7 separate regions of the Homo sapiens genome follow, and all the other regions are linked to region 7. A link is a loop called in an ENCODE intact Hi-C map of the cell type or tissue named here. Cell type or tissue: heart left ventricle. All regions are shown on one strand. Each heading gives the region's core, and the rest is flanking DNA. Links, peaks and the distances in the headings are about the cores only. Region 1 overlaps CEP192 (centrosomal protein 192). Region 2 has its middle 23 kb from the start of MC5R. Region 3 overlaps CEP192 (centrosomal protein 192). Region 4 overlaps LOC124904255 (a long non-coding RNA gene). Region 5 holds the start of LDLRAD4 (low density lipoprotein receptor class A domain containing 4). Region 6 overlaps LDLRAD4 (low density lipoprotein receptor class A domain containing 4). Region 7 overlaps LDLRAD4 (low density lipoprotein receptor class A domain containing 4).

Evidence for each region. Peaks named below come from ENCODE experiments on the same cell type or tissue, not always from the same donor. Only the 100,000 strongest peaks of a DNase experiment are listed, where the experiment ranks them.
Region 1: it touches region 7 in a loop (5-fold over the local background); 21 of 110 quality-filtered maps call a loop at or near these places.
Region 2: it touches region 7 in a loop (2.5-fold over the local background); 6 of 110 quality-filtered maps call a loop at or near these places.
Region 3: a loop joins it to region 7, with 2.6 times the contacts of the local background. A loop is called at or near these places in 24 of 110 quality-filtered maps.
Region 4: a loop joins it to region 7, with 5 times the contacts of the local background. A loop is called at or near these places in 81 of 110 quality-filtered maps.
Region 5: a loop joins it to region 7, with 11 times the contacts of the local background. A loop is called at or near these places in 80 of 110 quality-filtered maps.
Region 6: it touches region 7 in a loop (8-fold over the local background); 70 of 110 quality-filtered maps call a loop at or near these places.

The regions. Positions count from the first base shown.
Region 1 is chr18:13,111,132-13,115,131 of GRCh38, reverse strand. It overlaps CEP192 (centrosomal protein 192), which reads right to left. Exons shown (of 45, transcript NM_032142.4): 41 at 1,427-1,546; 42 at 881-1,002. Among named protein-coding and RNA genes, the nearest start is that of LDLRAD4, 110 kb to the left of the region's middle. In heart left ventricle, for the core only: a CTCF peak has its summit at 1,902 (motif pointing left); a DNase peak (open chromatin) is centred at 1,981; H3K27ac peaks cover 548 bases.
Region 2 is chr18:13,798,494-13,803,028 of GRCh38, reverse strand. No RefSeq gene overlaps it. Among named protein-coding and RNA genes, the nearest start is that of MC5R, 23 kb to the left of the region's middle. In heart left ventricle, for the core only: a CTCF peak has its summit at 1,881; a DNase peak (open chromatin) is centred at 1,888; H3K4me3 peaks cover 673 bases.
Region 3 is chr18:13,123,039-13,127,483 of GRCh38, reverse strand. It overlaps CEP192 (centrosomal protein 192), which reads right to left. Exons shown (of 45, transcript NM_032142.4): 45 at 2,448-2,852. The coding sequence ends at 2,714. Among named protein-coding and RNA genes, the nearest start is that of LDLRAD4, 93 kb to the left of the region's middle. In heart left ventricle, for the core only: no CTCF peak of the experiment used is centred there; no DNase peak of the experiment used is centred there.
Region 4 is chr18:13,209,818-13,214,352 of GRCh38, reverse strand. All of the region lies in intron 1 of LOC124904255 (a long non-coding RNA gene), which reads left to right. Among named protein-coding and RNA genes, the nearest start is that of LDLRAD4, 6.7 kb to the left of the region's middle. In heart left ventricle, for the core only: no CTCF peak of the experiment used is centred there; a DNase peak (open chromatin) is centred at 2,632.
Region 5 is chr18:13,214,934-13,219,468 of GRCh38, reverse strand. LDLRAD4 (low density lipoprotein receptor class A domain containing 4) reads right to left here and starts at 709. Exons shown (of 7, transcript NM_001378100.1): 1 at 481-709. It overlaps LOC124904255 (a long non-coding RNA gene), which reads left to right and starts at 2,197. Exons shown (of 2, transcript XR_007066300.1): 1 at 2,197-3,357. RefSeq lists silencers at 1,549-1,918, 2,039-2,088, 2,169-2,218. In heart left ventricle, for the core only: CTCF peaks have their summits at 2,179 and 3,207; DNase peaks (open chromatin) are centred at 698, 1,748, 2,138, 3,248 and 1 weaker place; H3K4me3 peaks cover 2,523 bases; H3K27ac peaks cover 2,507 bases.
Region 6 is chr18:13,555,466-13,560,000 of GRCh38, reverse strand. The region is part of intron 4 of LDLRAD4 (low density lipoprotein receptor class A domain containing 4); the gene reads right to left. Among named protein-coding and RNA genes, the nearest start is that of MIR4526, 53 kb to the left of the region's middle. RefSeq lists an enhancer at 1,480-1,579. In heart left ventricle, for the core only: CTCF peaks have their summits at 1,564 (motif pointing left) and 1,763 (motif pointing left); no DNase peak of the experiment used is centred there.
Region 7 is chr18:13,628,211-13,632,745 of GRCh38, reverse strand. The region is part of intron 5 of LDLRAD4 (low density lipoprotein receptor class A domain containing 4); the gene reads right to left. Among named protein-coding and RNA genes, the nearest start is that of MIR4526, 19 kb to the right of the region's middle. In heart left ventricle, for the core only: a CTCF peak has its summit at 2,392 (motif pointing right); no DNase peak of the experiment used is centred there; H3K27ac peaks cover 348 bases.

The DNA.
Region 1 (4,000 bases), core at 1-4,000, 520 kb after region 7:
AAGGGCTCTAATTTCTTCCAAATGCATTATTGGCTCCCATTAAAAAATAAATGACTAAATTTATATTAAATTCAGCAGATATTTAACATATATTGTCCTTCCAGGCATCCTCCTCAAGAACTTAATTAGACCTAATTACTAGTTAATTAAGGATTATAAGAAATATTTTCATAAGGTAGAATACTAAATAATATTCTCATTAAAGCTATATATGCGGCTGGTATAAGTTTTACATTTTAAAGCTTTTTAAGAATCTACTTTCATATGCTGCTTATGGGAACATAAAATGGTACAACTATTTAGGGAAAACTATTTGGCAGTTTATTTTAAAGTTCAACACATGGTTATCATGTGACCTCGCAATTGTGGGTAAAAGTAGGTATTTTTACTAAAAAGTAACGAAAATGTATGTCATCTTTAGAAATGCACATACAGTAATATTCATAGCACCTTAATTAATAATCATTCCAAATTATAAGACATCCAAAAGTCAACAGGAAAATGAATAAACTGTGATACGTTCATTTAATGGAATACTAAACAATAAAAAGGAATGAACTATAGGTACATTCAATAACATGAATGGATTTTTAAAAATAGTATGTTGAGAAAAAGAAGCCAGACACAAAGAATATATACATACATATGTATATATATGAAGTTCAAGCAAAATGAATCTATGATGACAGAAATCAGAACAGGACAAATCTTGACTGCAAAGGGACACGTAAGAACTTTCTGGGCGAGAGGAATATTCTGTATCTTGGTTGGAGTGCTGGTAACACATGTGAACTCAGGTAAAGTCATCGAGCATTTTACTGACTCTATTCCTCAATAAAGTACTGGGAAAAAACTCATAAGAATGACAAAAACAACATACTCAGGTATGCGAGCAGAAGCCTCTGACACAGCTTGTCTTCGGGGCTTAACTAAATGATCTATTTTAATGAGGGAATCCGTGGAAAGGCATGCGTTTTCAGGCTCATTTTCTGCTTCGATGCTCTATACAGAAAAATCACAGGGTAACGGAGAAGAAATAAAAACTAAGAAAATATATGGACATTTACTTATTTGAATTCTATCATTTCCTTTAAAAATTTTTAAAAGGCAATTTAAGATTTTTAAATCCCCTAAATTGCAAGCTCTGTACTCTGTCCTGCCTGGTTCCTCTCTCTCATGTGCCCATGTGCATACATGATGCACACGCACAGAGTTTCTTATATAACTAAGTCAAACATGGGTTTCATGGGCTGTATGAACAATACAGCCAAATCCAGTCCTCAAACATGCCAATTAATAAAGACAAACAAGAAAATTAAGATTATGGGGCTATATTCTGCATTTTCAGGCCAACTTTTCTTATTAATTTCCCTTTCTGTTTTTAAAATACATACAATAATTTACTTAAATTCAGTGTACTACTCACTTGTCCAGAGAGTTGGAATCTCAACGTGTGTTTCATGTGAGGCTCCTTAAGAGGGTGACATTCAACATCCCAAAACTGGGCATAATCCCCCCTACCTCTGGGCAAAAATGTGATGGAGACCTACGAAATACATACAGAAGAGAAATTTAGACACTGATCATTAAACACAGTGTTAGCTAGATCACCAGTTCAAAGATTTGGTATGAAAAAAATTAAAGGAACAAATGCTTTTGCACTGGCTAGTTTTGCCATTAATTGAAAGAATTTGGACAATTTCATTTCTAGCGGGTTACTATACCAGATCCAAAACACATTTTTGCTTAAGGCTTTATATAACATATTTCTTAAAATGTACAATAAATGCTTTACTGTGGGGGGAAATGTTATCAGAAAGCACTAAAGCTGTGAAGCACAACACCTACACGAGGAAGGTCCAACCACAGACCCGCAATTGTCTTCCCTTGTGTGCTTATGGAACCCTCTGCTGGCCAAGCAGTACCAGGACAAGGGCCTCACAGCGGCCAGGAGCTGTAGAGGACTGACAACAGTGAGGGGGGCGGCGGCTACAGGAGGCAGAACAAGACAAGCGCCAGACGCTCCACAGTGGCAGCTCGCATTATGATTAGCTTCCAAATGTCAGTCAGCCAGTGACCCTGGGCACATAGCTCAGTGATAAACACCCTGCATGTGTACAACCTGTAAAAAGCTCAATCATGAGAAAACTGTAATGTTTAAAAACAGCATTTTATAACAATTACCAATATTAAGAGCCTTAGCTTTATCAAATAATTTAGTGTTGATAATACTGATCACTTAACAATGAATCAGTTAACAATGAATCAGGTTAACAACAAATCAGTATTCCTGAGTCTGGACTTAAACATTAAAACACATAGGTGGCCTAATTTCTGCCCACGCAGAACCTTAAACATAATAACCCAGCCAGCCTGAGCTCAAGGCTTTTGAGAGCCTGGAGGCAAAAGCAGGACTGGTCAGGGAGAGGAGAGCATCTGACTAGAGAATTACACCACCAGGGGCTTGGACACTAAGAAGATGAAGGAAGGAAAGGGTGAAAAACAAAGGAATGGGTAAAAACCACCACTGGGGACTACGGGACTATAAAATCCTAACTATACCCCTTCAAATACCAAAAACACAACATAACACAGGAGGGGAAAACTAGTATTACTGCATGTTACACCCTAGGCACATACTGGGAACTTTAACATTCAGTATCTCAGCTAATCCCCTGGAAAGCAGGCTCTACTTTCTCTCTATAGATCTGCCTGTCCTAGACATTTCACATAGATAGAATCACACATCTGTGGGCTTCTGTGACTGGCTTCTTTCACTTAGCATAATGTTTTCAAGGTTCACCCATCTGGATATAGCATGTAGCAGTAACTCCATTCCTTTTCACTGCCAAATAATATTTCATTTTACAGATATACCAGATTTTGTTTATCGACCCATCAGACATTTGGGTGATTCCCACTTTTTTGTCTATTGTGAATAACACTGCTGTGAACACTTGTGAACAAGTTTTTGTTTGAAAATCTGCTTCAACTTTTCTAGTGTATATCCAGAAGTGGAACTGCTGGGTCATGCAGTAATTCTATGTTTGGCTTATTGAGAAACTGCCAAATTATTTTCCATAGCGGCTGTACCATTTCACATACCCTCCAGCAATGCATCAGGGTTCCAATTTCCCCACATCCTCACCAACACCTGTTATTTTCTGTTTTTTTAAAACTCACAGCCATCTTAGTGGGTATTAAGTGATACTTCATTTCTCGTTTTGATTGCATTTTGCTAATGACTAGGAATTCTAAGCATCTTCTCACATGTTTATTGACCACTTGTATGTTTTCTTTGGGAAAATGTCTATTCAAATCCTCTGCTCACTTAAAAAATTGGGCCATTTCTTTTTACTGGGTTGTAAGAGTTCTTTACGTATTCTGGATACAAGTCCTTTGTCAAATACATCATTTGCAAATTTTTGTCCCTATTCTCTGTCTTTCATTGTCTTGATGGTGTTGTTTGAAGCACAGATCTTTTTGATTTTGATAATTCACCTATTTTCTCTTTTGTGGCTTGTGCTTTACTGGTGTCAAATCTAAGAAACCAATGCTTAACCTAAGGTCATGAAGATTTATTCCTATGTTGTCTTTTAGAGGTTTTATAGCTTTAGGTCTAATGTTTATGGTCTATGGTTGATTTTCGGTGAATCTCTGTATATGGTACTAGGTAAGTGTGATGGTTAATATTAGGTGTCAACTCAGGCCGGGCACGGTGGCTCACGCCTGCAATCCCAGCACTTTGGGAGGCCAAGGCAGGTGGATCACAAGGTCAGGAGATCGAGACCATCCTGGCTAACATGGTGAAACCCCCATCTCTACTAAAAATACAAAAAATTAGCCAGGCGTGGTGGTGGGCACCTGTAGTCCCAGCTACTCGGGAGGCTGAGACAGGAGAATCACTTGAACCCAGGAGGCAGAGGTTGCAGTGAGACGAGATTGAACCACTGCACTCCAGCCTGGGCAACAGAGTAAGACTCCATCTCAAAACAACAAC
Region 2 (4,535 bases), core at 219-4,218, 170 kb before region 7:
AGTAGCTCACGATGCAGGATGGCCAATGGGTTCTCTCTACAGGGCTTTTAATCTCTACTGAAGGCTACAAGGACTTGGAGGCCTAGGAGACCTAGGATCCAGTTTCCAACCATCTGTGTACAGCCAAGAGAGGAGTGGACATCAAGGCAGCTGGACTCTAAGTGGCTGGGAGAGTTTGAGCTCGAGTGTTGTAAGACCATGTTGCATACACACATCCTGAGCAGGCCATGGAGGTCCAGGACTCCTCGTGATGCATTTATCATCCCAAGAAGATGAGCTCTGCAGAAGCATCTCCTGAAGTGCAGTCTATACACCACCTGCATAAGAGTTACCTAAGGGGCTTGTGACAAATACATATGCCAGAGCACCCACAGGCTAGCCCAGAACCTCAGAAGGAAGAGGCCTAGGAATGTCAGCTTTTAATGATCTGTTCTTAGGTACACTACAGTGTGAGAATATATATTGAGTACCTGCTAGATGCCAGCTAAGTATCTTCTAATATATAAAAGGAAGGTATGATTATCCCCATTTTTAGATGGAGAAGCTGAGGTTTGGTGGGATTCAGTAATGCCCAAGGTCACATGGCTAGAAAGTGGTGGTCCCAGGATTCTACAAAACCCGCTCCAAAGCGGCATGTGAAAAAACAAGCAATTTTTAATAAAGAAAAATTCAAATGAGATGCACTGGGAATCTAAACTTTGGACCTAGCTTTTCTCCTTCAATTCTTTTCAGTTTCTGCTACTCTGAACAACCTATTTTTGTTTTATTTTATTTATTTATTTTTTTTATTTATTTATTTATTTATTTATTTATTTATTTATTTATTGAGACGGAGTTTCACTCTTTGTTGCCCAGGCTGGAGTGCAGTGGCGCAATCTCGGCTCACTGGAACCTCCGCCTCCCGGTTTCCAGCAATTCTCCTGCCTCAGCCTCCCAAGTAGCTGGGATAACAGGTGTGCACCACTACACCAGGCTAATTTTTTGTATTTTTAGTAGAGACGGGGTTTCACCATGTTGGTCAGGCTGGTCTCAAACTCCTGACCTCAGGTGATCTGCCCACCTTGGCCTCTCAAAAGGTTGGGATTACAGGCTTGAGCCACTGCGCTTGGCCTGAACAATCTCTTTTTAAATGGAATGTCACATATCTCGAAGAAGTTAAGGGCAGCAACCTCCATGTATATAAATAGTTCTTGTCTGGTGGATGGAAGTTAAAATGGCATGCCCTTCTCCAGTTGAACTTGTAAGTCTTCTGTGGAGTAAAAGACTATGGCTACATCAGTTCAATAATGTAGCATCTTGACATGAATTTCTATTTTCAGAAAATAGAGATTAAGGAGAGGCTATTTCCAGAGTGAATAAGAATGGAGTAATATTTAGAAAATGTTTCCTAATATTAAAACCTCCTCATCTTGGGAATAATTTCAGAATACCTGTTTCATAGACGTTCTACAAGAAGTCGCAGGTAGCCATGAGTTAAGACACTTTCTATAACTGCCTTTCTCCATGAATGTGTCGATTTCAGCGCTCACTGGGCTCCCGTGCACAGCTAGGGGCTGGGTTTCCCGAGGGGCGCAAACGTCAGGGAGACCTGCTTTGTCCTCAGGCCGTTTACAGCGAAACGAAGCAGAAAGAGAGAAGCCCAGAATGAAAATCACATAACCCAGAATGTAGCAAAAGAGAAGTAAGAATGACTACAGGATTCGGAGAGGGAAACCAGCCCACGTCTAACGTACTGGGCAAAATCTCAGCATAAGGCGGGGTTCTGCTCAAAAGGCGCAACTGAAGAGGCAGGGACTATCCAGAGCGGAGGCGGAGCGCGCTGAGGCCGCAGAAACCGGCCTCAGCGGGAAGCATTCCCGTCCCGACACCTGCGGGCCCGGGGGCGCTAGCGCTCCACCAGAACCAAGGCTGCACCAGCGCAGGGAGTGGCCACGGGCAGCACCCAGCCTCTCTCCGGCTGCCTCCGCATCGCCTGCCGGGGCCTCCAGCGGGGACCCAGCTGGAAGGGGCTCCAGGCGACGCCTCCCGGTATCTGAACTGGACAGAGCAGAGAGTACTGCATCTAGCCCAGCCGTGGCCCGCCCTGCATGGCCAGCGAAGGTGAAGGCTGCGCAAAAAACTGCACAAAACCAGGCAACACCAGAACCTGCCCCCAGAGAGGAGGTTTGCAGACTGAGTAGGAAATAGCTAGTTAAAGAAAATAGAAAGGTGACTCTCAGACTAAGTAAACAGCATGACTGAAGGCAGGGAAGTGCGAGGCTCCTGTTCCTAGATGGTGAGGAGTGACTTTAGGGAGGGAGAGCCCACCAATCCTTAGGAACCTGCAATCTGACCCACTGTGCACACAGGCAATCAGTACACAGGGCCAGGACTAGGGCCAGGCAAATGAGAAACTCACCCCAGGCACAAAATGTAAGAGAATGCCCAAAACCTCCATAATCGAGATAAATAATACTGTAATCCAATATTTTTTAAAAATCAAAATTAATGTAAAAAGTTCATGATGAACATAATATCAAAATTTGAAATGAAGACAGTATCAACATTACTGATTTTTCCTGTGTAATGTGCATGTTAGCATGGCAAAGTGACTGCAGTGCGGCGGGCCGACTGGGAGAGTTGCACCCAGAGTGGACACCAACTCTAAGCTGCTTTCATAGCGTACATCTGCACTGCCAGCAGAGTAGCTGGCAGCTGCATGTGGTCATTTAGCACCTGAAATGCAGCAATTGAGACGCTAAATTCTTAATTTTATTTCACCTTAATTAACTTAAATTTTAACATTGATACTCAATTCAGTGATTGGAAAACGTATGTATGGTTGGAACAACTTGAGTATGTGAATTCATTTTTTACAATTGTAGATGTTATGAAATCTAAATAAAGATCGAGCATTTTCTTTGAGAATTTAGCATTCAAATTGTATGTGCTGTAAAACACACACTGGATTTTAAAGCCTTGGAATGAATAAAAGAATGTGACATATCTCAATAATAATTCTTATATTGAATACATGTTAAAAGTATACTATTTTTGGATATATTGGGATAAATAAAATACATTCCTAAATTCACCTGACTCTTCTTATTTTTTTTTTAATTAAAAAAAAAAGAGATGAGGTCTCAGTATGTTGCCAGGCTGGTGTGAAACTCCTGAACTCAAGTGATCTTCCCACCTCAGCATCCGAAAGTGCTGGGATTACAGGCATGAGCCACCGCGCCTGGCCTCTTTTTACTTTTTAAAGGTGGCTGCTAGAAAATGTTCAATGGTGAATGTGGCTTGCGTTCTATTTCTATTTGCACCTCTGGGCTCGGTGAATGAGTGCGGCCTGGATGAGACAATGGTGGAGGGGATGCCAAGTGGGGCAGATGCAAAACAGTGAAGCAGCGTTGTGAGACCATGACGGCCTTAGGTCGGGGCTCCCTAGACGCAGAGCCTGGGATGGGGTTGCTCAGGTGAGTGCCTGAAGAGGGAGGTTCTCATCAGAACTCCCTGTGGGAGTGAGAGGAGCAGGCGAGCATGCAAGGCAGCTCAGCACCCCTGTGGTTTGGGAGAAGTCTAGCCTCCATCCGCTTCAGGGAAGACCTGGAGCAGGTCTGCTGCACCACAGAGGTTGTGCTGTGCGAGGCGAGCAGCCTGGGCTGCAGTGCCTTCCACATGGGTCAGTTATGGCTGCAGACCACTGCAGGGTGAGGGAAAATGCAGTCTCCTAGGCGTGGTCCCCGAAGGCAGCTCCCTGGGGGATGGGTGCAGTAGCCATTAAAGGCGGCACAGGGGTCTCCTACAGTGACCAGTTGGGTGTGGGCTCAGTGAAGGAATGATACTCTGTATTCTGCCCTGGCAACTGGGAAGATCCTGGCTCCACTCACCTGAAGAGGAATTGCAGGAAGAAGAGCAGGTTCAGCATAAAAGAGAAGGGCTGCGATTGACCATGTGAAGTTGAAGTTGCCTGAAAGCCAGAACGTGGGGATGTCTGGAAGGCCGTGGACATAGAGGTCTCAGCAGAGACGAAAGATGGAAAGAAAGAGTCATCAGCAGGGCAGTGTCCCCTGAAGCCAAAGGTATGAACAACGGGAACTCTGGAAGAGCCACCGAGAAACAGAGCAGAGGACCAGGCCAGCACCTCCAGGAGCCTGGCAGCCACTGTGTGTGAAGAAGGCAGGTGAGAGAACAGAGGAGGACGAGAAGGTGCCCCGCAGAAGCCAAGGGAGGAGGGAAGCTCCCACAGACAGATGCCCCTGAAAAGCTCAAGCAAGGCGCAGCAGAGAAGCCGCTTGCGGTTTGGAGGCGAGGAGCTTCTGCATCACTGCAGCGGCTGCCCTTCCTCTCTTCCTTTTTAATTTTAGTTTTTGTGGGTACATGGTAGGTGTATACATTTATAGGGTACATGAGATGTTTTGATACAGGCATGCAACATGAAATAAGCACAGTTTGTAGAATGGGGAATCCATCACCTCAAGCATTTATCTTTGAGCTACAAACAATACAATTACACTCTTTAAGGTTTTTTGCTTGTTTGTTTGTTTGTTTTGAGA
Region 3 (4,445 bases), core at 446-4,445, 510 kb after region 7:
GGCGGTCAGTCACACTCCTGCAGGCCACGCGAGGCTGTCCGGGTGCTGGGGATGCGGGTGAGCAGGGCCAGCCAGGTGTCCTGTCATGCAGAGCTCACATTCCACGGGAGGGAGAGCAAACAAGCAGGAACACATGCGGCAGACATGAGGGCCATATCACAATGGACAGTGTGATGTGCGGAGGAGGAGTTTGCCTTGGATGGGGCAGGAGAGCCTCTCTAAGAAGCAGAGCTGGCCACACCAAAGCCTGGGGAAGAACCTGAGACATGAGCACCGAGCTGGCTGGAAGAGCAGGGAGGCCACTCAGCTGGAGCTCAGGGAGGACGGCAGTGGCCGGGGTTGAGGACCTCTAGACCACAGGGAGGAATCTGGGCTTTATGCCACGTGCAAGCGACTGTCCTCACATATGAGCAGTTACCTCTTTCAAAAGGTAACTCTGTCTTCTGTGGAGAGAAAGCTCTGGAGCTAAGAGCAAGCAGGTGGTCTGGTGAGGAGACGACTGCAGTGGCCTTAGAGATGACTGAGCTCAGGCTGCTGTGGCCACCGCTGAGACGGACGGATGAGGATTTGTTAGAGGCACAATTTAGAGGGAACAACATGAGGGCTTGAGGGTGAGGAAATGGGTTGGTAGAATGAGGAAAGCAAGGCGAAGCCCGTGAGGCAGGGAGGGAAATCAGAAGTTTGAGCCGCCTACATGATAATCAAATGGAAACATCTGGCTGGACCCAAGAGTCAGGAGCTCAGAAGAGAGGTGGAGACTCAATACATCAATGTGGGAAGGGATGGGAAAGAACAGAGACAGATTTCCGATAGAAGCCTTGCTAAAGCCAAGCTTCTGCTGCAACCTTCCCTGGGCACTGCTCTTTCACGTTGGCAGCTGTCTTGAAGGCAGCGTAGTCTGCATTTGCTTTAGGAGTGGCGACCGGTTGCACAAATCATTTGTTCATATCCACGTGCTCTTAAAATGCCAAGCATCATGTTTCCAAATCATGGAGGCACAGGACAAACTGCAGATCCCTAAAAGTCACTTTTAAAGAAGAGTCACCTTTGGCCAGGCATGGTGGCTCATGCCTGTAATCCCAGCACTTTGTGAGGCAAAGGCGGGCAGATCACCTGAGGTCAGGAGTTGAAGGCCAGCCTGGCCAACATGGCGAAATCCCGTCTCTACTAAAAACACAAAAATTAGCTGGCATAGCAGTGGGCGCCTGTAATCCCAGCTACTCGGGAGGCTCAGACAGGAGAATCATTTGAATCCCAGGTGGAGGTCATAGTGAGCCGAGATTGTGCCACTGCACTCCAGCCTGGGTGACAGAGGTAGACTCTGTCTCAAAATAAATAAATAAATAAGAGTCACCTTTACAGTTTTATCATTTAACCCTGTTTTTTGACCTTCTGAGTATAAACTGAAAGGCAAAGTAACAGTTGCACAGAATTGAAACTATTATGACTGCTAGAAACTGACCTTGGCAAACACTTAAGACCATGGCAAACAGTCTTAAAAAGCAATAGCATGGTTTTAAAATGTTTAAGGCTGACTGTTGAAAAATAAGTACAAATTCAAGCATGAGGTCATCTCATATTTGATGCACAAAATCTAGAACAGAAGTCAAGCAGTATCAGTAAAAGTACCACCTGTTTAACTTGTGAAAAAAATGTTTTTACAAATTTGATTTCTAAGCAAAAATTACTTGGCAAAAGTAAAGTGAAGTGGAAGAAGAAAAAAGGGATCTGTTTTTCTATCAAGCTCACAATCATTGCTCTTAAACTGTAATTAGTTTAAGTCCTCCGGCCAGCTTTCTACAAGCCCTGAGGTCTTTCCACTCCACATAATATCCAATTGTGATCATCCCTGAGCTACTACACAATCTGGGATTTTGTTGCTTCAAAGTCAAAGGCAATGAGCTGGGGGTCACAAAGCTTCATCAGGAGACTCTCTAATAATGGAGAGAAGGGCAATAAATAACTACGTTCCTCCCGGGTAAAACTGTGTCACCACCTTGACCTCAAGCCTACCACAGACTGCTCTCGGGGCCTGCTGTTTCCCTCCCTGTATCCTGCTGGAACCTACCCCATCTGTACCAGCTTCTGCAGCAGTTGTTCTGTCTAGCTTTACATAGAGTATGTGAGCTCAGAGGAGAGGTAAAGACTCAAGATAACAACGTGGGAACCTCCTTCACTGTGTTTGCACAGACTATGAAGACTTCCCCTCAGTAAAATAACCAGCTGCTTGAAAAGTAAGTTGTCCTTTCTACTCTGGGCAACTGGCTAAACGACAGAGGAACAGAGAAGGAATTTCTGAGGAGAAAGGAAACTGTGTGATGGAGGATAAAAATCACAGAACAGACCCAGAAGCTGGAAAATACTTAACAGAATAAAGTGATATTCTAATTTCTGTATGACAGCATAGAAAAAGACAAGCTCACTGAAAAATTTCTGGATATACCACATTAAAATATATTCCATATTTATTCAGAATATCATAATCAATGCAAACACAGAACTCTCTTCTCACCTGTAAAAGTTAAGTACAATACTATGGGCTAGATACATAATATTTCAGTCGAGTCTTCAGTATTAGCTTGTAAAAACAAAATCTACAATTATAGATATCCATCATACAAAATATATATACAAAAGCATAATTGTAGTGTAGAAAGATAAAGTTAACAAAATACAACTTATGTAATTTACTTTACACAAAAATGTATTCTAGTTAATTTTTTCCAAGAGCTTCACCAATTAGTCGAATAGCAATACTCTTGCCTTCATCTGTTTGAATGACAAGCAAAGCTTCAAATTTGCCTGCGGACTTCGGTTTGAACTGCACGGGCATGTTGATGTAATGCTGGGCTCTGGAAAGAGAGAGGCACATGACAGCAGCATGTCATGACAGCACCCGTGACCCTGTCCCAGGCAGCACAGTGCCTGGCTCAGGTGTTGAGGAAAGAGCTCGGTCAAGCCACATTCAGCTTAAATGTATTTATGATTTCTTGGATGCTATTATTTAATGAGAAAATAACACAAAGGAGAGAAAAACGTAAAATTGGATTAAAACAGTATTGCATACGTATGTATTCCTGGCTATCCAGTAACTATTAATATATAAAAAGGAAAATAAGAGGTCTAAACTATCATACATACAGCTTTGTATACTGCCTGCAAAAACTATCTACCTAAGAAAGGGTTCGGGAACACCCTAAATGCCCGTTTTACTCAGTCCAGACAGCATATTGCACTGGAAAGATTAAAACAACTTGTCCCAACCCTATCATTAATGGGCTGTGCAGTTTTTGCTCTAAAATTCATATGATCCTTTTTTTTTTGAGACGGAGTTTCACTCTTGTAGCCCAGGCTGGGGTGTAATGGCATGATCTTGACTCACTGCAACTTCTACCTCCCAGATTCAAGCAATTCTCCTGCCTCAGCCTCCTGAGTAGCTGGGATTACAGGCGCCCATCACCGCACCCAGCTAATTTTTGTATTTTTAGTAGAGGCGGGGTTTCACCATGTCGGCCAGGCTAATCTCAAACTCCTGGCCTAAAGTGATCCACCCGCCTTGGCTTCCCAAAGTGCTAGGATTACAGGCATGAGCCACCATGCCCGGCCGGAAACTTTCATCAAAAATATTCTAGAAACTTTACTTTCAGATTACAGTATATAGAGGCAGGTAACAAGTGCCCTATGGTTAAAAACAGTATTCTAGGGGGTTTGTTTTTGTCCCTAAAACTATGTCCTAAGAGCTTCAAAATACACCTCAAAATATGCAATTTAACAAGTTATTCACAGTGTGAATGAGGCTACAAACACATTACACACAGCCCATGTGATGTCATCAACGTCTAGGCTTAGGCGTTTTTAAGTGAAAGTTCTGAGCTCACAGGGAAGGTACTTCACCCCTTAGTCTCGTCTCAGAGCTGTGTGTTTTAAAGACTGGCAACCAGAAGTGATGTACGTTTCGGTTTCCAGCATCTGTCCTGAAAATCCCAGCAGTGTCGCTCTTGGGTGCACAAGAGTACACCGGGCATGAGGTTTAGAAAACAGCTTCAGTATTTCAAAGCCCTTTTCCTGGATATAACTGATAACACAAATAGTGTATGTTCTTAAATATATCTATATAGAGCAAAGGTGTGTATGTGTATCTCTATATGTTTTTATTTAAAGTCTGGGTTATTTTCCCCAAATGCATTACATTTGTTTTACCATGTCAAAGATAATGTACTTTTTAAAAAAAATCTAACCTGGCCCATGGCATTAGCTACAATTTTCTCTTGCATGTTGGTGGTCAATACTTGGATAAATATAGTACCATTTGCCTATTTAAGAGGCTTTATAACTTATGAATTAGTAAAAATAATAAAATAGCCCCAAAAAAATCTCTGGAAGAACTCATTATTAATAAATTTCATCACAGAATATAGAATTGTTCTATATTAACCTGAAAATTT
Region 4 (4,535 bases), core at 292-4,291, 420 kb after region 7:
GGACCCACCAACCTCATTCACTTCCTTTGGGATCAGGTTGAAAATCACACAGGATGGAAAGAGAAGTGTTCTGCAGGCAACTTCTGCTCTCAGCCTGGCTGCAGAGCTCTCTCCTTGGGCAAAAGCCACAGCACCTGCTCTCTCCTTAGGGGCCAGGGAGTGAAGACAAAGGGAAAACACAGCAAGAAAGAAAGAAATGTGTGACCTCAAAGACAATCCATCCAGACATATTTGTGTGTGGTATCTACACATTACATCGCTGAAAAATGATGAAGCGTTTCCTGAGCTGTGATACATGTACTGTCAGATCTCTTACAAATATTACAGTACCTAAAGTTTCCCCAGCCCTGCGCACACCTCCCGCATCTCAGTCTGTACAGCCACAGCTCTATCTGTCCTGTTGCCAAGGTGGCCCCCAAGTCCCCTGCACCCCACAGAGCATCCCAGGGTAGCTGAGTCTTCCCTGAGCTCTGGGTCTCTGAGGCTGCAGTGATGGCTGCTGGTTTGAGGTGGCCTCTGAGGCCTCCCTTCTGAATTCTCCATTTCTCTCTGACACATGGTTCAGTCAGCTGTCTACTGGGGTATAAATTGCCAGCAAGTTAAGTGTTGAGCAAGGTACCCGGCCCAAAAGGTAAATAAATAAATGTTTATTTACTTTTCAATAAATATTAGCTTCCTTCAGTCCTTTTCACTGCCTTACAAGCAAGGACAAGCTCTGGTGAGTTTATACTGTGTCAGCTGAGCCGTGCGGGTCCCATGCTTCCCAGAATTCCTTCCCTGCAAGGTTCCAGGTCCAGTTGGCCGCAGAGAAAGTTGTGTGAGATTTGGAAGGAGGAAGGCAAGTCGCCGTTTGCAGCGTCTTGTGGGGTTCCAGGTGCTGTGAAGCCCTCACACCTCCTTTACCTGAGGTCCCCTTGTCCCCACTGGGCCTCCCCCCGAAGCATCCCCAGTCCCGGGTGAGGAATGTGAGAAGGGCACCTGTGGAGAAGGGCACCCTCCTCGTCCTCAGGTCACCAGTATCCCTGAGGTTGAAGGAGTGTGAGACGGCCCAGGCTGCCCTGTCCTCAAGGGCTCCAGGTGTCCCCGTGAGTGTGGTTTGTCCTCACTCTGCCTGCGGGCCTGCCAGTCCCAGAGCCATGGCCTCCCACGGCTTCTCACCAGCCACAGCGGCCCATCATAAATCCCTGGTCCCAGGCTGCTTTCAGAGGCTCTGCTTTTTCATCAAACACTGACGGAGGCAGGATTGTGTGCCTCTGCATCTCCCTGTCCCGCTGGTGAGGGGTCGTTTGTAGAGAACATAGCAATGTGGCTTTCCTTACCGGAACGTGCTCCATAAGAAAAGGGCGAATTCCTTGAAAAGGTCCCTTACGGAAGAAGATACTTAAGTAGCCAACAAGCATGGGAAGAGGTACTCGCTCGGTTTGCACTGAACTCACGAAATAGCACACCCACTAGAATGGCTGAGGTTGGAAACAGTGACAATTGTAAACATTCACCAGGGTAAGGAGTCAGTAGAACCTGCATCCCAGCAATTCTCCTCCTGCGAGGGCACAAGAGGACTGAGGGCAGATGTCCAACAAATGGCACCCACGAGGAGCTTCATGCTGGCTTGCTCAAACGCAAGAGAAAAAAACTGGAAATAACCCGAATGTCCATCAGGGAAAAAAGATAAATAAATTTTGGTACACCCGTGTAATGGAAGATTACAGAGTAGTTTAAAAACCGTGAAACTAATGAGCAGTGATATTGAGCTTTTTAAAATATGTTTGTTGGCCACATGTGTTTTCTTTTGAGAAGTGTCTGCTCGTGTCCTTTGCCCACTTTTTAATTGGATTATTTATTTTTTTCTTGTAAATTTGCCACTATCCTCAGCAAACTAACACGGGAACAGAAAACCAAACACCTCATGTTCTCACTTATACGTGGGAGCTGAACAATGAGAACACATGGACACAGGGAGGGGAACAACACACACACTGGGGCCTGTCAGGGGAGAGCGGGTGGCGGTGGTGGGAAGAGCATCAGGTTAAATAGCTAATGCATGCCGGGCTTAATACCTAGGTGATGGGTTGATGGGTGGAGCAAACCATCATGGCACACATTTACCTATGTAACAAACCTGCACGTCCTGCACATGGACCCCGGAAATTAAAATAAAATAAAATTTTTTTAAACCCATGAAACTGCTGGCACACACAACATGGATAAATGCCACAAAAACTTATTTGAATGACAGAATTCAGGCTCAAAAGAATAGTAACATATGGTTTTATTTGTGTGATGTTCCAAAACAGGAGAAGCTAACCGATGATGATAGAAGTTAGATCCATGGTCACTCAGGATGGTAGTGGGTGGGAAGGGGCAAGAGAGCCCTTGGGGGAGAGGGAAATGATCTGTCTTCATCTAGTGTGGTTGCAGGGGTATATGCATATGTAAAAATTCATTAGCTTTATGCTAGTGAATTCATTAGCTGTGTGTAAACGTCATACACATTTATATTATAACACCACATTTTTAAGGTTTTGCAAAAAGGGAACTCTTGGATGTGGGAGGACTTTGTAAGGCGGGGTCACTCAGCAGCAGAGCCAGCTCTCTCAGGCGGGGAAAAGCAGAGAGGCAGTCTGCCCACTGGATTAGACTCCCCAGACACCTCGCAGGCCTCCTCCCTCCACAGGAAAGGGCTCAGCTCACTCCCCTGGGCTGAATGAAGTGCCGCTGAGGAGTGCCTGAAGCTCATTGCCTGCAGACACTCACGCTGCACTGAGGCTTTAAACAGCTCATTTCCACTCCATTCCTTGACACGCCTTTGGAAGCTGCCTTTGGCATTCTTTTTTTTTTTTTTTAATTATACTTTAAGTTCTAGGGTACATGTGCACAAAACGCAGGTTTGTTACATATGTATACATGTGCCACGTTGGTGTGCTGCACCAGTTAACTCATTATTTACATTAGGTATATCTCCTTATGCTATCCCTCCCCACTCCTCCTCCCCCACGACAGGCCCCGGTGTGTGATGTTCCCCACCCTGTGTCCAAGTGTTCTCATTGTTCAGTTCCCACCTATGAGTGAGAACATGCAGTGTTTGGTTTTCTGTCCTTGCGATAGTTTGCTCAGAATGATGCTTTCCAGTTTCATTCATGTCCCTACAAAGGACATGAACTCATCATTTTTTATGGCTGCATAGTATTCCATGGTGTATATGTGCCACATTTTCTTCATCCAGTCTATCATTGATGGACATTTGGGTTTGTTCCAAGTCTTTGCTATTGTGAATAGTGCCGCTATAAATATACATGTGCATGTGTCTTTATAGCAGCATGATTTATAATCCTTTGGGTATATGCCCAGTAATGGGATTGCTGAGTCAAATGGTATTTCTAGTTCTAGATCCTTGAGGAATTGCCACACTGTCTTCCACAATGGTAGTTCAACCATTTACACTCCCACCAACAGTGTAAAAGCATTCCTATTTCTCCACATCCTCTCCAGCACCTGTTGTTTCCCGACTTTTTAATGATCGCCATTCTAACTGGTGTGAGATGGTATCTCATTGTGGTTTTGATTTGCATTTCTCTGATGGCCAGTGATGATGAGCATTTTTTTCATGTGTCTGTTGGCTGCATAAGTGTCTTCTTTTGAGAAGTGTCTGTTCATATCCTTTGCCCACTTGTTGATGGGGTTGTTTGTTTCTTTCTTGTAAATTTGTTTAAGTTCTTTGTAGATTCTACATATTAGCCCTTTGTCAGATGGGTAGATTGTAAAAATTTTCTCCCATTCTGTAGGTTGCCTGTTCACTCTGATGGTAGTTTCTTTTGCTGTGCTGAAGCTCTTTAGTTAATTAGATCCCATTTGTCAATTTTGCCTTTTGTTGCCATTGCTTTTGGTGTTTTAGTTATGAAGTCCTTGCCCATGCCTATGTCCTGAATGGTATTGCCTAGGTTTTCTTCTAGGGTTTTTATGGTTTTAGGTCTAACATTTAAGTATTTAATCCATCTTGAATTAATTTTTGTATAAGATGTAAGGAAGGGATCCAGTTTCAGCCTTCTACATATGGCTAGCCAGTTTTCCTAGCACCATTTATTAAATAGGAAATCCTTTCCCCATTTCTTGTTTTTGTCAGGTTTGTCAAAGGCTCTATTCTGTTCCATTGGTCTATATCTCTGTTTTGGTACCATTACCATGCTGTTTTGGTTACTATAGCCTTGTAGTATAATTTGAAGCCGGGTAGCATGATGCTTCCAGCTTTGCTCTTTTGGCTTAGGATTGTCTTGGCAATGTGGGCTCTTTTTTGGTTCCATATGAACTTTAAAGTAGTTTTTTCCAATTCTGTGAAGAAAGTCATTGGTAGCTTGATGGGGATGGCATTGAATCTCTAAATTACCTTGGGCATTATGGCCATTTTCACAGTATTGATTCTTCCTATCCATGAGCATGGAATGTTCTTCCATTTGTTTGTGTCCTCTTTTATTTCATTGAGCAGTGGTTTGTAGTTCTCCTTGAAGAGGTCCTTCACATCCCTTGGTAAGTTGGATTCC
Region 5 (4,535 bases), core at 359-4,358, 410 kb after region 7:
GGGGATGAGAAGATGCCAAAATAATTAGAAAAGAGAAAAAGAGAAGGGAATAGACCAAGACACAGAGGAAAAGAAAAGAAGCAAATCAAAATTATCTAATTCTAGCTAATTAAAAAATTTTGGGGGAAAAACAAAAATCATGCTAGTTCATGCGGCTATGGGCACACAGCAACCATTCCTGTGCCTGGGCAGAGCTAAGGAGTCCTGCTTGCTTTAAAGAGCTTCTAGCTGCCCTGACTGGCGACGAGGTGTCCCTCCAGGTAGGTGACCCAAGAACGCTGTACTCTCGGATGCGCCTTCCCCCAGTGCCGCCCACCCACCATGCGTCCCTGTCGTCCTGAAAACCTCTGCCTCATCGGGAAACCTTCTCCTTTTCCAATTAAAAAAAAAAAAAAAAAAGTTTAAACAAGCAAATGCCCTCTCCGCCACGATAGCGATTTAACCTAAACCGAACCCACTGTCTTCCACCGGTGTACTCACAGGGCGCGCCCCCAGGCCCACCCGGGGCGGCGCACCGGGAAGGGGTCCCGAGGAAGCTTCCTAAAGGCTGTGCAGGGCAGACCCCTTCACAAAGGCAAGTGCCGGGCCGGGCTGGGTGCTTGTCGCTTCCTGTTTATTCCAAGGTGAGGGGCAGAGAGAAATTCAACACACGCCTGCTTCCTCCGGGGCTCGGAGACCCAGCCTAAGTGCAACAGCAGCAGCCCCAGACAATCGACTTCCCAGCCAATGCCGGGAGCTCCGGGCGGTCCCGCGACCGACGTCAACGCGCGCGGGGGGACCCGGGGGGACGCCGGGTGAAGCGGGCCCGAGGGGCCGGGGCCGGGGAGCGCGCGGTGCAGGATGCGGGACTGAGGGGCTGCGGGGCTTGGCCCGCCCCCTCCTTCCCGCAAACTCCCCGGTCAGGTCCTGCAGGATCTTCCCGCTTCCCGCTGACCTCCAGTCCCTGCCCGCCACGGCTCGCCGAGGCCTAGGGGCGCGGAGACAGTTGGGGCTGCCATCCGCGCGCCCATCCTGGCCTCCGGGCGGTGCAGAATTCAGTCTTGCAACCGCGGGACACCCTGCGCCCCAGGGCACCAGGAAACAGAAAACGGGGTGGGGGTCGGCGAAGTCCCTCCACCGGCGTAACCCCGCCCGCGGGCCAGCCCCGGATCCCCGCCGTGCCCACCGGCAAGCCCACCCGGACCAAGCCTCACAGACCTCGCGCGCTCGGCGCCCAGCTTCTCCCTCCGGCCCCAGCCGACGGCGCAGGCTCGCGGACGTCCAGTTCCCAAAGCGTCCGGTTCCCGAGTCCCCCGCCACCCCTCCCTCCGGAGCGCAGCGGTGAACTTGGGCCAGAAGCCCCGACCACTGCGGCCACCTCGGGTCCGCACTCACCTGGGCCGCCCCCCCGGAGCGGAGGCGGGGACTGCCCGCAGTGCGGCTCCGCGGCCACCGGCCCTGCTGGCCAGGGGGAGGGGCGCTGTGCGGGGCGCGGCAGGGGGCGCGCGGCGGGCCGGCGGGGAGCGCGGCGCGCCGGGGTTCTTTAAGAGCTGAGGACCTCACCCCCGGGCCTCCCCCGCGCTCCCCGCCCTGCTTCCACTTTCCCAGGCACCCGCAGCCTGTCTGGCTGCAGCGGCGGCAGCGGCTCAGTGGCTTGCAGGGGATCCCCGGCCGGCCGCGGCGGCGCGCGGAGCGGGCAGGGCCAACGCACTCGCCTGCTAATCCCGCCGGGCCCGGTCCGCAGCCTCAGCGCGGGGAGAGAGGGGACGCGGCGCTGCGGCCGCCGGGGAGGTGTCCCGCCTCCAGTCGCCGGAGGGGGGAGTGTCCCGCCTCCCGCCGCCGTCGCCGCCGTCTGTCTCCAGCCGTGACTGCGCGCCGCGGCTGTGTCTGTCTCCAACTCCTCCAGTCTCTCCTCCTCCTTCCCACTCCGCGGTGGGGACCCGGCGCGCGGCCAGGCCGCGGGTACCGGGGCCGCCGTGGCGGGGGCTCAGGGGTCCCCGGCTCACAGGCTGCGCCGACCCCTGCGGGGGGCGGGCCCGGAGGCCGGGGGTGGGCAGTGGGGGAGGCGCGCGGGCGCCGAGGCCGCGGGACCCGGGGCCGCACTCCCGCCCAGGGCTCGGGCCCGCGTGGCGCGCGCCCACCGCCGGCCGCACGGGGAACTCCAAGCCGAGCGCAGAGTACGCTGCAGGGGCGCCCGGAGGAGCCGGCTCGCTGCCCGCAGGCCGGGGGCGGTTTCGGGAGGCTGGGGGCGCGTTCCAGCACAGAGTACCTCGCGGGCTGCGTGTGCACCACGGGCCGCGGGACCTCGGGCAGCCGCCTAGAGACGTGCAGTCGGGCGGCAGGACACTTAGTAGGACGGAGCAGTGCTCGGCGAGCCTTGAGGAGCTTGAGGCGCCCCCGGACCCCACCTGGTCGCCCCCTTAGTATCCTGCCCTCTTTAAAGGAAATGGCTCCTGCCTAGAAGGTCAGATGGATTCTTCGCGCTGTGACCCTTTCTCCTTGAAGGACCTACACCTCCTGTGAAGACCATTTCGGACTTGACCTCCACCTGAGTGCAGACTTTGTTCAGAAGTACACGCATTGCCTCCAGCCACCCCTACCATGTTTGATGGGGGATTGGTTACTGCCAGAGCATATGAGCATTTTAACCCAATTTTATTGCAGTCACCAAAATTAGTTCGCCTCTGCCAAAATTAACCCCCCTGCAGACATATCAAAATACTACACTAAGCAGGGGTTTCAGGCTGGGTTTAAGATAGATGCAGCTGATTAAAGGAGTGAACATTTTCAACTGTCCCCACACACCCCCCAAAAAGTTGTCCAGTTCATATTTCCGTAATGTCAGAGAAATGAATCTTTTGAAACCTACGTTTTGTCTAATTTGTCAGTGACTTTTTAGTTAGTGAAATGTTGGCTGAATTCAGTTTCCCTTAAGCCCTCAGCTCTCAGCTATGGTGGTAATTGCCGCTAGCCTTTGATCAGTGCTCATATGTGATGTAATAATAACTACCATTCATGGAGCGCTTCTGTGCTAAGCGCTTTACATGGATTGTCTGATTGAGTCCTCACAATAACTGGGAGCTATTACTTCTCCATTTTACACATGACGAAGTTGAGGCTAGAAGGATTTAGTAATTTGTCCTCAGACCACAAAGAGATGGTTTTACATCCCTAACTAGCTGCATAGAAAGCTGGGAGCTGAACCAGCATGCCATACTGCCACCTACCTACAGCAGCGCTGACAGTTCTTCAGCTCAGCCCGCAAACCAGCCAGCATCTGCCCTGTGCCCGGCAATGAGCCCGCTCCAGCTGGGAATGCCCAGGTCCTGGTCTAACTGAGAAGCTTGTAGCAGGGGAACTTTGAACCTGGCTGCCTGGGTAAACTTTTTTAAATGAGCAATAAGCTGATAAGTGCTTCACACAGGTTATCCTAATCTGACAAGCATATACTTAGTTTATATTTAATGTCCACAAATGCAAAACTCACATGCTTTGGGGTTGGAGAAACTGTGCTCTTGCCCTCTTTAGGTAGAAAAAGAAATGACTTTTTCCATCTAAACGCCCCATGGACAATGAAGAAGAAAAGTTTTTCCAAAACCACAAAGCAATGCCTTCTATTTCACTTGCACATAATTTCTCTGTGTCTAACTTAACCGCCTTAAATTGAGGGCTGAATTTTAAAATCATAATCTCAATTTCTACCATTTGTGATGAATCTCAATCTCGTGTTGCCCTTTCTTATCTTATTTATAACTAGAAACTGCTGCGGCTCTGTATTTCTATCTCTAGAAAATATGGGAGGAACCTGTCCCTGTGTTTTCTTTTTTTTGTTTTGTTTTGTTTTGTTTTTTGAGGCGGAGTCTCGCTCTGTCGCCCAAGCTGGAGTGCAATGGCGTGATCTCGGCTCACTGCAAACCCCGCCTCCCAGGTTCATGCCATTCTCCTGCCTCAGCCTCCCGAGTAGCTGGGACTACAGGTGCCCGCCACCACGCCCAACTAATTTTTTGTATTTTTAATAGAGACGGGGTTTCACCGTGTCAGCCAGGATGGTCTCGATCTCCTGACCTCGTGATCCGCCCGCCTTGGCCTCCCAAAGTGCTGGGATTACAGGCGTGAGCCACCGTGCCCGGCCTGTCCCTGTGTTTCCTACTCAGTCCTCCCTGTATTTGTTTTCCACTTCAGCTATTCCCTCCCACACCCTTCCAGACACACACACTCTCCCTATAGCAATGCTAAGAGTTCGAGGTACTTAGATGTAAGTTTGCTCTCTGTAAAATGCAACATGATTCTACATCGGCTTCATCCTGACCATTCGCTCATTCCAAGGGCCCAGACTGAAGCGCAGCAGAGCGGAGACTTTGTTTTGCTCCGTTGGTGGAGAACTTGGACCCCAGTACACAGAATAGTGCCTGACACAAGGGGCTCAAAGGGTTTTTTGGAATGAATGGTACCTTAGTATTGGGATAGATGAGTAAACAATATTGAGATAAATATTACTAAAATTGGGTGGAAATCAACTGAAATTGGTTTCAAAGAGTGAGAGGTGAAAAAGATTA
Region 6 (4,535 bases), core at 234-4,233, 73 kb after region 7:
ACTCCTTGTTGCTAGGTAGTAACGCCCAACCCTGTTGATTATGCAACGGCAGACCAACATCTTGGTTTGAAGATAGGCACTTCTTGGTCAGGGGCAGCAAAGTGCTGTCTGGATACAAGCAGAGGCTGTGTACCAGCTGTGCTGTCTTTGAACTGGAAGAGGCATCAGAGATCTCCCGCCAACTCCTCCATGGGCAACTGAGTCCAGGAGAGGGGCAGTGATTTAGCGAATGTCCTGGAAAAGTCATTTGCAGAGCTGCTGTCTGAACCCAGTTTTCTGACTCTCAGGGAGTGTGATGTTGGTCTCTAGACAGAAGAAATAACAAATAGCTTACATGTATATATATACATATATAAAATGTACATACATACATATGTACACAGATATACTTGCATTTCTATATGTATATATACATGTAAGCTATTTGTCATATATATGTGTACATGTGTATATGTACATACATACACATATATATGATACATACCCATATAAATTCACACACCTACTTAGAAATTTCAATTCTAGACAAATAGAGACTAATAATCCTGTTGCATTTTTTTAGCATATTGGGCCTTATATGTAACTAACAAATTATACAAATAACTTGGCTGAAGTGTCCAGACCTTTTCCATGAATGCCATTTCAAGGCAGGTTCCCTCTTCCAGGTCTCTGGGATTTATCTCATTTGTTTGTTTGTTGGTGAGGGGCTGAGTCACAGAAGCAGCTTCAGAAACCCCACAAGGAAGCAGCCATGCAGATGCTGTGCTGATCACCCACTAAAGTGTCCCTTTGTCACTAATCAGTCAAAAATTATTTATTGAGGAAAAATGAAAGTAGGGACTCCCTCTTTCCTTAAAGAGACAGTGACACCTTTACAGATACCAAAGATCAGTGGTGATCCATCGAGACTCCCTGCTTACTTTTATCTAATGCTGGTCTTGCAGCCAGTGGGGTACTACATTCTGGGGTGCTGCCGGTGGCACGTCTAGTGACAGTAACAGTACTTCAGTGCCTGCGAGTCGCATTAGCTGGGGAGCTGGTGTGCTTCCCACTTCTGTGATTGCCCTAGTGCACAGGGTGGCCCCCGATGACTTGCTCTTGTAGAGGGGCAGGGGGAGGGCTGGGTGGGAGAATTCAAGGTTATGTAATGCTTACTGTTGATCACCTATTAACAGAAAGCAATGGTGGCAGAGGTTCTCTTTGGGTGTTCATATTTTATATTTTTCTTACTGTTTTATATTTTTCATACTTTTTAAAATTTTTCTTAGTTACACTGGCTAATAGCAAAATTATTTTGCATTTCTGAGTAAACAGTAACTCCTATGGAAGATTACCCAGAAACACATGAAGTCCTCGTGGGACTCGTTCAGCTAGCTGATAAACATTTACGACTGAGCCATACATGTGCCGATCCTACTAGGAATAAAAATTTGCTACCCATATCCCAGCAAGTGCTGCCAATTCTTCGGGTTACAGCTACATAGATATAGCTCTTCCTCTATTACTGCTTTAATGCTTTATGAGTAAGCTGGGATGTCTGTAGCCAGGTGGGTCTAGAACAATGTTTTCCAGGAATGCTCTTCACCACGTGGCCTGGGCAACCTGCCCCTGCTGGCCAGAGAAGTCGGGTACGAATAGGGGAACTGAGGTAGGCAAGTGGTGCTTCTGCATGCCCCTGTGGCCTGGGCGGATCCCCAGGGATGTGTCTTCAGAACCCATCATGTCTTGTTTTCTTCTGCCAGAGTGACACCTACTGGGAACTATGGAGGAATGCAGCCCACTCCTCCGATACAGTCCCACTCAATATTCACCCTGGTCTATTTTTGCACAAGGGTAAGAATTTCAACCAGCTTGGATAAACACACAAGTTGTGTGACATGAAGATAAATTTGGCAATGGTTGCTTAGAAACTGACAACAGTGCAATCAATAGGCAGTTTCCCAGAGCGCCCTACTCCAACACCTTTTAAAGTGCCAATCAAAGTTTGCAAAACCATTCATTATATTTCAATATGTGGAATTTTTTTGTACCTTGAAAAAATGATTAGATTTTGTTCCTGTTTAACAACTTACTTCTAATTCAAATTCAAAGTGAAAATAATGAGATTGGGCATCAAGAATTTGGACATACTGGTGTCTGGTATCGAGGTTCTTCAGCTACTCAATGCACGTGATGATGGTGATGATCATGATGGTAACAACAGACAATAACACATATATTACAATGCCACATACTAAGTGTTTTACAATTCTTAGCTCACTTCTTAACAATTTCTCGTCTCCCTATAAAAAGCTTTGTCTAGGCCGGCTGTGGTGGCTCACGCCTGTAATCACAGTACTTTGGGAGGCCAAGGTAGGCAGATCATGAGGTCAGGAGATCGAGACCATTCTGGCTAACACGGTGAAACCCCATCTCTACTAAAAATATAAAAAATTAGCCGGGTGTGGTAGCGCATGCCTGTAGTCCCAGCTACTTGGGAGGCTGAGGCAGGAGAATGGCGTGAACCTGGGAGGCGGAGCTTGCAGTGAGCCAAGACCGCATCACTGCGCCCCAGCTTGGGCGAAAGAGCGAGACTCAATCTCAAAAAAAAAAGGCTTTGTCTAAAGAAACCATCCTTAGGCACTAGTGTTTGAGAAGGTCAAGTTTAGGTTAGGATCATGTTCAAAGTGAAGACAAAGTCTAGTTTTTTGCTTATTTTCTTTTGAGACAGGATCTCACTCTGTCACCCAGGCTGGAGCACAGTGTTGTGATCATAGCTCACTGTAAGCTTGAACTCCTGGGCTCAAGTGATCCTCCTGGCTCAGCCTCCTGGGCAGCTAGGACTATGGGCATGTGCCATGATGCCTGACTAATTTTTTTTTTTTAATTTTGTAAAGATAGGGTTTGCGGTGTTGGCTAGGCTGGTCTCAAACTCCTGGGCTCAAGTGATCCTCCTGCCTTGGCATCCCAAAGTGTTGGGATTACAGGTGTGTGCCACTGAGCCTGGCCGTGCTTATTATCTCCTTAAGCCAGATGAAAGTGCTGTAACGTCCAAGCTTGGTTTTCATCACCATGCATTGCTAATATCTATTAATCACCCTTTATAAAGCATTAATCACCCTTTAAAGGGTGGTTCTCTTTAGACGGGGGAAAAGAGCAACTTGACAGTGAGGAAACCTAATACACCTCAGTCAGGTGATCAAGGTCACCATCAGCAGTTATAAATCACGTTTAAACTACATACCCTTGATATGATGCACAAGGACAAGGACAACCAGTGACAACCACTCCCCATCATGGCCTTTTCCAAACATATTCCCGTGTATCCCATTAGCAAGTCTTTGTTTACCCATGGACACTCCCTTTCCCTCAAATACATCATCCTCAAAAGACCAGGCTTAAGTACTCCCTGTTCTGTGAAGCTTTCCTTGTTCTCTAAGGCAGAAGTTATTTCTCTCTCCTTGGTCTATGTGGTTATTTGATCTGGGCTCATGATTTTTCTTTATAAAAGCCTCTCTGGATTCGGGCATAGCCAAGCACCAAGCCTCACTCTCCCTGTGCACCCACCTTAAACCTCACCCATGAATTTCACACAATTAAAGAGACTTAGATATACTGCAGGTAATCATGTGTCTTCACTGGATGGTAAGGCTCTTGAAAGCAGAGTTTATAGCAATCCAATTTCTGTCAACTCAGAAGTACTTGTTCCAGCAAGGCCCTAGGGCCTCCTGATAACATGTAGAAATGACAATGACCAGTCACAAGAAGGTAAGCTCTGTTCACCAAAAAAAGTTCCCCACTCTCCTAGAAACAACAATGCAATAGACTCAGAAATTCCAAGTACTTAATACATAGCTTAACTGAAATCAAGTTTCCAGACACGATGAACTCTAGAAAATAACATACACTGAAGCTGTAGAAGATGAGTTTTATTTATCCAATTTATGAGTTCACAAATCATAAATCTCAGTGACTCCGAGTAGTTTGGGCAGGAATGCATTCCAAAACTACCATCTGGGTCATGCTAGATGGAGAATAAATCTAATGCTTACCACAGATTCACATTCTCTCTATAATAAGCTGCAAGGAAGACACCAATGAAGCTATTAAAAATAAGGTAAGAATAATTCACACAAACTGCTTTCCCGCCTTCTTAGAAAATAATACAACTCCCAAACAAGCTCTAAGTAATAATCCAAGAAGTCCCAATTATTCCTCATCTATACCTTAATTATTATATACTTTATAAACTTCTTTCCATCTGCAGTTCTGTGTCTTTGACTAATTACAGTGAGTTTCTCTGAGACACACCTGGCTTTACTTAATGAGATAGACCATGTAATTTTTCAACTCAAAAACCAACTGATCACATTGCTTTGCACCCTAGGGTAGCAACTGCTATATGCCTTATAGGGCTAAATAACAAATAATAGACACTTATAGTTTGCATTTTCTAGCCCATTTTACAATGAAAACAGTGATCTGAAAATCAACAATTTATCTAATATTGAATTCCATAGGTAAGAGAACATAAGCTCTTTAATCAAAAGTAAACC
Region 7 (4,535 bases), core at 214-4,213:
TGGGACAAGAACTTGTGACTGGCCGAATGGTGGGACTAAAAGAGCTGTAACATAAACAGGGCTGAAACATGCCCCTCCACTCACCACACTGTGGGGGACAAGAAGGAAAGAAGAGCTGTGACCCTTAGGGCAGCCCAGACCTAGGGTTCTCCTGGCCAGGGCTGTGACACCATCTTTGGGACTCTGCAGTTCCTGGTGTCTCCAAGCTTCCGGGTACCATCACATTCCCCTCATCCAGACGCAAGTGCCTGCAGTGGATGCTGCATGCAGTGTATCTGGTCCAGCTGCAGCCTTGCACAGAGCAAGCACCTGTGCCAGTACCTGGAGCTGCCTGCCCTGCTGCAGCAACCAGCGCACCTGGCTGTGCACAGTGGCTGGACCTTGCACTCACTTGCTCACACACCCCTCACCATTCTGTGCCTGGCTTGCCCTTGGCAGGTGTGGGATCTGGGCCAGTAACGTGAGCTGAGCGCAGCCTGCCAGGGGAAGTGGGCAGGATGAGCCCAGTGGGCATGAGCAATACTCAGGCAGAAGGCACCACCAGCCACAAAGGTTTCTGACTGGCGAAGTGACACCCTAAGGATCCTGTGACAATACTATTTCTGCATCAACTGAGATGATTGTGGGACAAGAACTTGGGACCTGCTGAATGAAGTTTGGGACCCCCAACTTCATTCTGTTAATGTAGTGTATGACACTGACTGAATTTCATGTATGGAACCATCCTTGCCTTCTGGGAATAAATCCCCCACTTGTTGATGATGTATAATCCTTTTACTTTTTTAAATTTAATTTTTATTTAGTATTATTATTATTTTTGAGACAGAGTCTCGCTCTGTCTTCCAGGCTGGAGTACAGTGGCACGATCTCAGGTCACTGCAACCTCCGCCTCCCGGGGTCAAGTGATTCTCCTGCCTCAGCCTCCCGAGTAGTTGGGATTGCAGGTGCGTGCCCCCATGCCTGGTTAATTTTCGTATTTTTAGTAGTGACAGGTTTCACCATGTTGGCCAGGCTGGTCTCGAACTCCTGACCTCAAGTAATCTGCCTCCCTTAGCCTCCCAAAGTGCTGGGATTACAGGTGTGAGTCACTGTGCGCAGCCAGTATAACCCTTTTAATATACTGCTGAATTTAGTTTGCTAGTATTTTGTTGAGGACTTTTGCATCAATATTTATAAGAAATATTAGTCTATGGTTATCTTTTTCTGCTGTGTCTTTGTCTGGCTTTGGTATCAGGAATGCTGGCCTCATCTCATAATGAGTTAGGAAGTGTTCCCACCTCTTGAAATTTCTAGAAGTTTAAGAAGGATTGATGTCAATTCTTTAAATGTTTGGTAGAATTCACCACTGAAGCCATGTGGTCCAGGTTGGAGATTTTAGACCATTGGTTCAATCTCCTTACTAGCTATAGATCTATTAAGATTTTCTATTTCTTCATGATTCAGTCTTGGTAGGCTGTTTCTAATATCTTTTCATTTCATCTAGGTTATCCAATTGGTTTGCATACAATTGTTCGTAGCACTATTTTATAATCCTTTTCATTTCTGTATTTATTGGATCATTTTTCTTCCAACCAGTACATCTCATATTATTAAAGGACAGTCGTCTGCAGCCATGACTTACTGAGGGTTCCCTTGTGCTGCACCATGGGCTGTCGCCTGCTGCCATGCGTCCACGTGTGCAAGGCCACACCACGCCCGAACCCTGCTGGGCTTATGCTCTCAGCTACACTCTCCTTTCCACACACACACAGAGGACCCCAGGAATGATCAGATGTGGGGACTGGAAACAACCAGGGAGAGCACTGAACACAGTGTTTTCCACCATGTGCTTTGCAGCCTCTTAGAGAGCTGGAAAATCCATTTAAGTGGGTCACAGCCAGCATTCCAAAAACTGAAACAGAACAGAAATGATCTGAGCACACTGTAAGTATTGTTTTGTAAAACCTCTGCCTTAATTGCATTATAGGAGGCTTTTGTGTTGTGATATAAAATGTATTTCTTACTGTTCTTCATGGCAAGATACAGATTGAAGGCCTCCGAATGAAGCCAGTTATCCCTCATTTTAGATGGGGGGAAACTGAGGACAGAGGGCATATTCCTCTCTAGGCACCTCGGTCAGTCTGCGGTAAAGCAAGACTACTGCTGGGTATTCTGATTCTACCCAAGGGCTAACCTCCCAGTGAATGAATGTATTTTATGGCCTCAAATAGTTGGAAATCTATTTTTCCCCTGTTCCACAGTGAGAATTTCAAAGAAGAGGTGAAATTGATCTTTGGATATTCAGCAACACCTTTGCCTTCTGATAAAATCAATTTTCCCTGTTTTCTCCCTTTTTTCATGCAGCCTCTCCACCATCCTGATATTTTATCACTACCGTCCTTTCCACTCTAGATGGCAGTCACAGCCTGGATGTGAGGCCAGTACCCCTGGCTGTCAGAGACTGCACCTCCCCCTTTCTTCCTCCTGGGGAATCCATCATCAGACTTCTCAGATTCAAGATCCCCCAACTCTGCTCAATCTAGGGCACGTCCCTTAAGAGAAAAGACAAATCATCTAGGAAGGTCTGCTGGAAGAAAAGGAAGGGAATCCTTTCTATTTCTGGGACAATGCAATGGGCTAGCGGGGAAAAGCAATATGAGGTGCCTCTCCCAGCTTGGTGCTGGGGTTAGTGAGCAATCGGACTTCAAGAGGAATCAGCCTGGGAATGAGAAAGTTCCAGGCAGCAGGAAAATGTGGAACCACACAAGATCCAGGCAGGCATCATCCTGATTTCAGCACCAGTTGCCTCGTCTCACATGTGAGAAGAAGTCAGAGCTCAGAGGGGATTTTCTGTGACCTTCACCCAAGGTCACAGAGCTGCTGGGGCTTTGCCAAGAGCCAGACCCCAGCCTGGTGAGCCTCCCCAACAGGGGCCACCCAGAGTTATGATCATTAAGATAATTTTTAATCTTCTTCTCTTTTTTTTTTTCAGAACAAACCACACCAACTTTCAAGGACTAAGCAAAAAATAAACCAACAGATTTTACTATTAGATTATTAATGCTAATACCTTATATATTTAAAAGATTACTATAAATTTGTTGATAAAAATGTTCATACATTTTATTTAAAATTATTATTTTAGCCACCATAGAAACCATGTTCAAATGAATTACTCTGGGAGTCTATAGATGCCCAGAACATTACTGCCTTTAGCATCAGTTTACATGATCAGAGGATGTTTTGTAATTGCAAAGGTAATACATGAATACATTCTTACCATAAAAGTTTTACTGCACAGATCAGTGTTCCTTTGTCCTTACTTCCTTCCCAGGCACAGCTGTCAGTTTGCTGTGGGTCCTTCCTGACCTTTCTCTACAGATCAGTTTGTAACTCGGACGTCAGTCTCACTAATTGAGTCGTGCTTGCCTTTGCACCAAAATTGTATCATTTGGTTTGATCACCCATATAATGAACAAGACTTAACTCTAAATGGATTTTGGCTGGTACCAAAAATCAAATCTATCCCCAAGAGCAAAACTATTTGCTCTTTGCAAAGGAAGATTTGCCATTGTGGAGAAGCTTTTAAAAAATTTCCCTTGATTAAAAAAACAAACAAACAAATAAAAACAACCCAGTCAGGTGCAGTGGCTCAGGCCTGTAATCCTAGCACTTTGGGAGGCTGAAGTGGGAAGATCGTTTGAGGCAAGGAGTTCAAGACCAGCCTGGGCAACACAGTGAGATCTTGTCTCTACAAAAAATTTAAAAATTAGCCAGGCATGGTTGCGCGTGCCTATAGTCACAGCTACGCAGGAGGCTGAGGCAGGGGGATCAGTTGAGCCTAAATGTTCGAGGCTGCAGTGAGTTATGATCATGCCACTATACTCCAGCCTGCGCAACAAAGTGAGATCTTGTCACTTAAAAATAACCCCAAAACCTGAAGGTAATTCCCAAACATTCTGAGCAGTGCCAACATCAGTAGAAGGACTATTTGAGACACTGTCACTTTAAAGATAAGCATTGACTCTTCCAAAGCTCTGCCCACTGTGGTTCAGGTGGGAATCTGCGTGCAGCTGGGGTCCAGCATCCTTATGCAGTTTCTGCCGGGCCGCTTGGCCTCCTGTTTCCCTTAATTGAAGGGAGATGTTCTCATTTTGAGGTGATGTGAAATTGTCTATCCTCTAATGCTTCAATTAGACATAGCAAAGGGCAAAACCTTTCAAATGACCACCTGGGCAGCCTGATAATTGGAAGTCCTTGCTCACTCAGACAGACATGCTGCGGCCAACCCGCCGGACCCTAAGCTCTTGGAAATGCAGTTTCCGTGAAATGCAGTAACGGAGAGCTGTCACTGGACAACCGACAAACACACACATCTGGTCTGTGGTGCAGCAGGGTCTGCCTTGCCTGCAGGGAAACGGTCCCCTGCGGTTCATCCCCACAATGATGCCAGAGGAAGCCTGTGGCTCTTTTCTTTAGTCTGGAGTGTCAGAGGCAGACCGAGTACAACTGCATCAGTAAGCCCTTTAGTCCACTCCTTCAAGCCTTACTGAAAA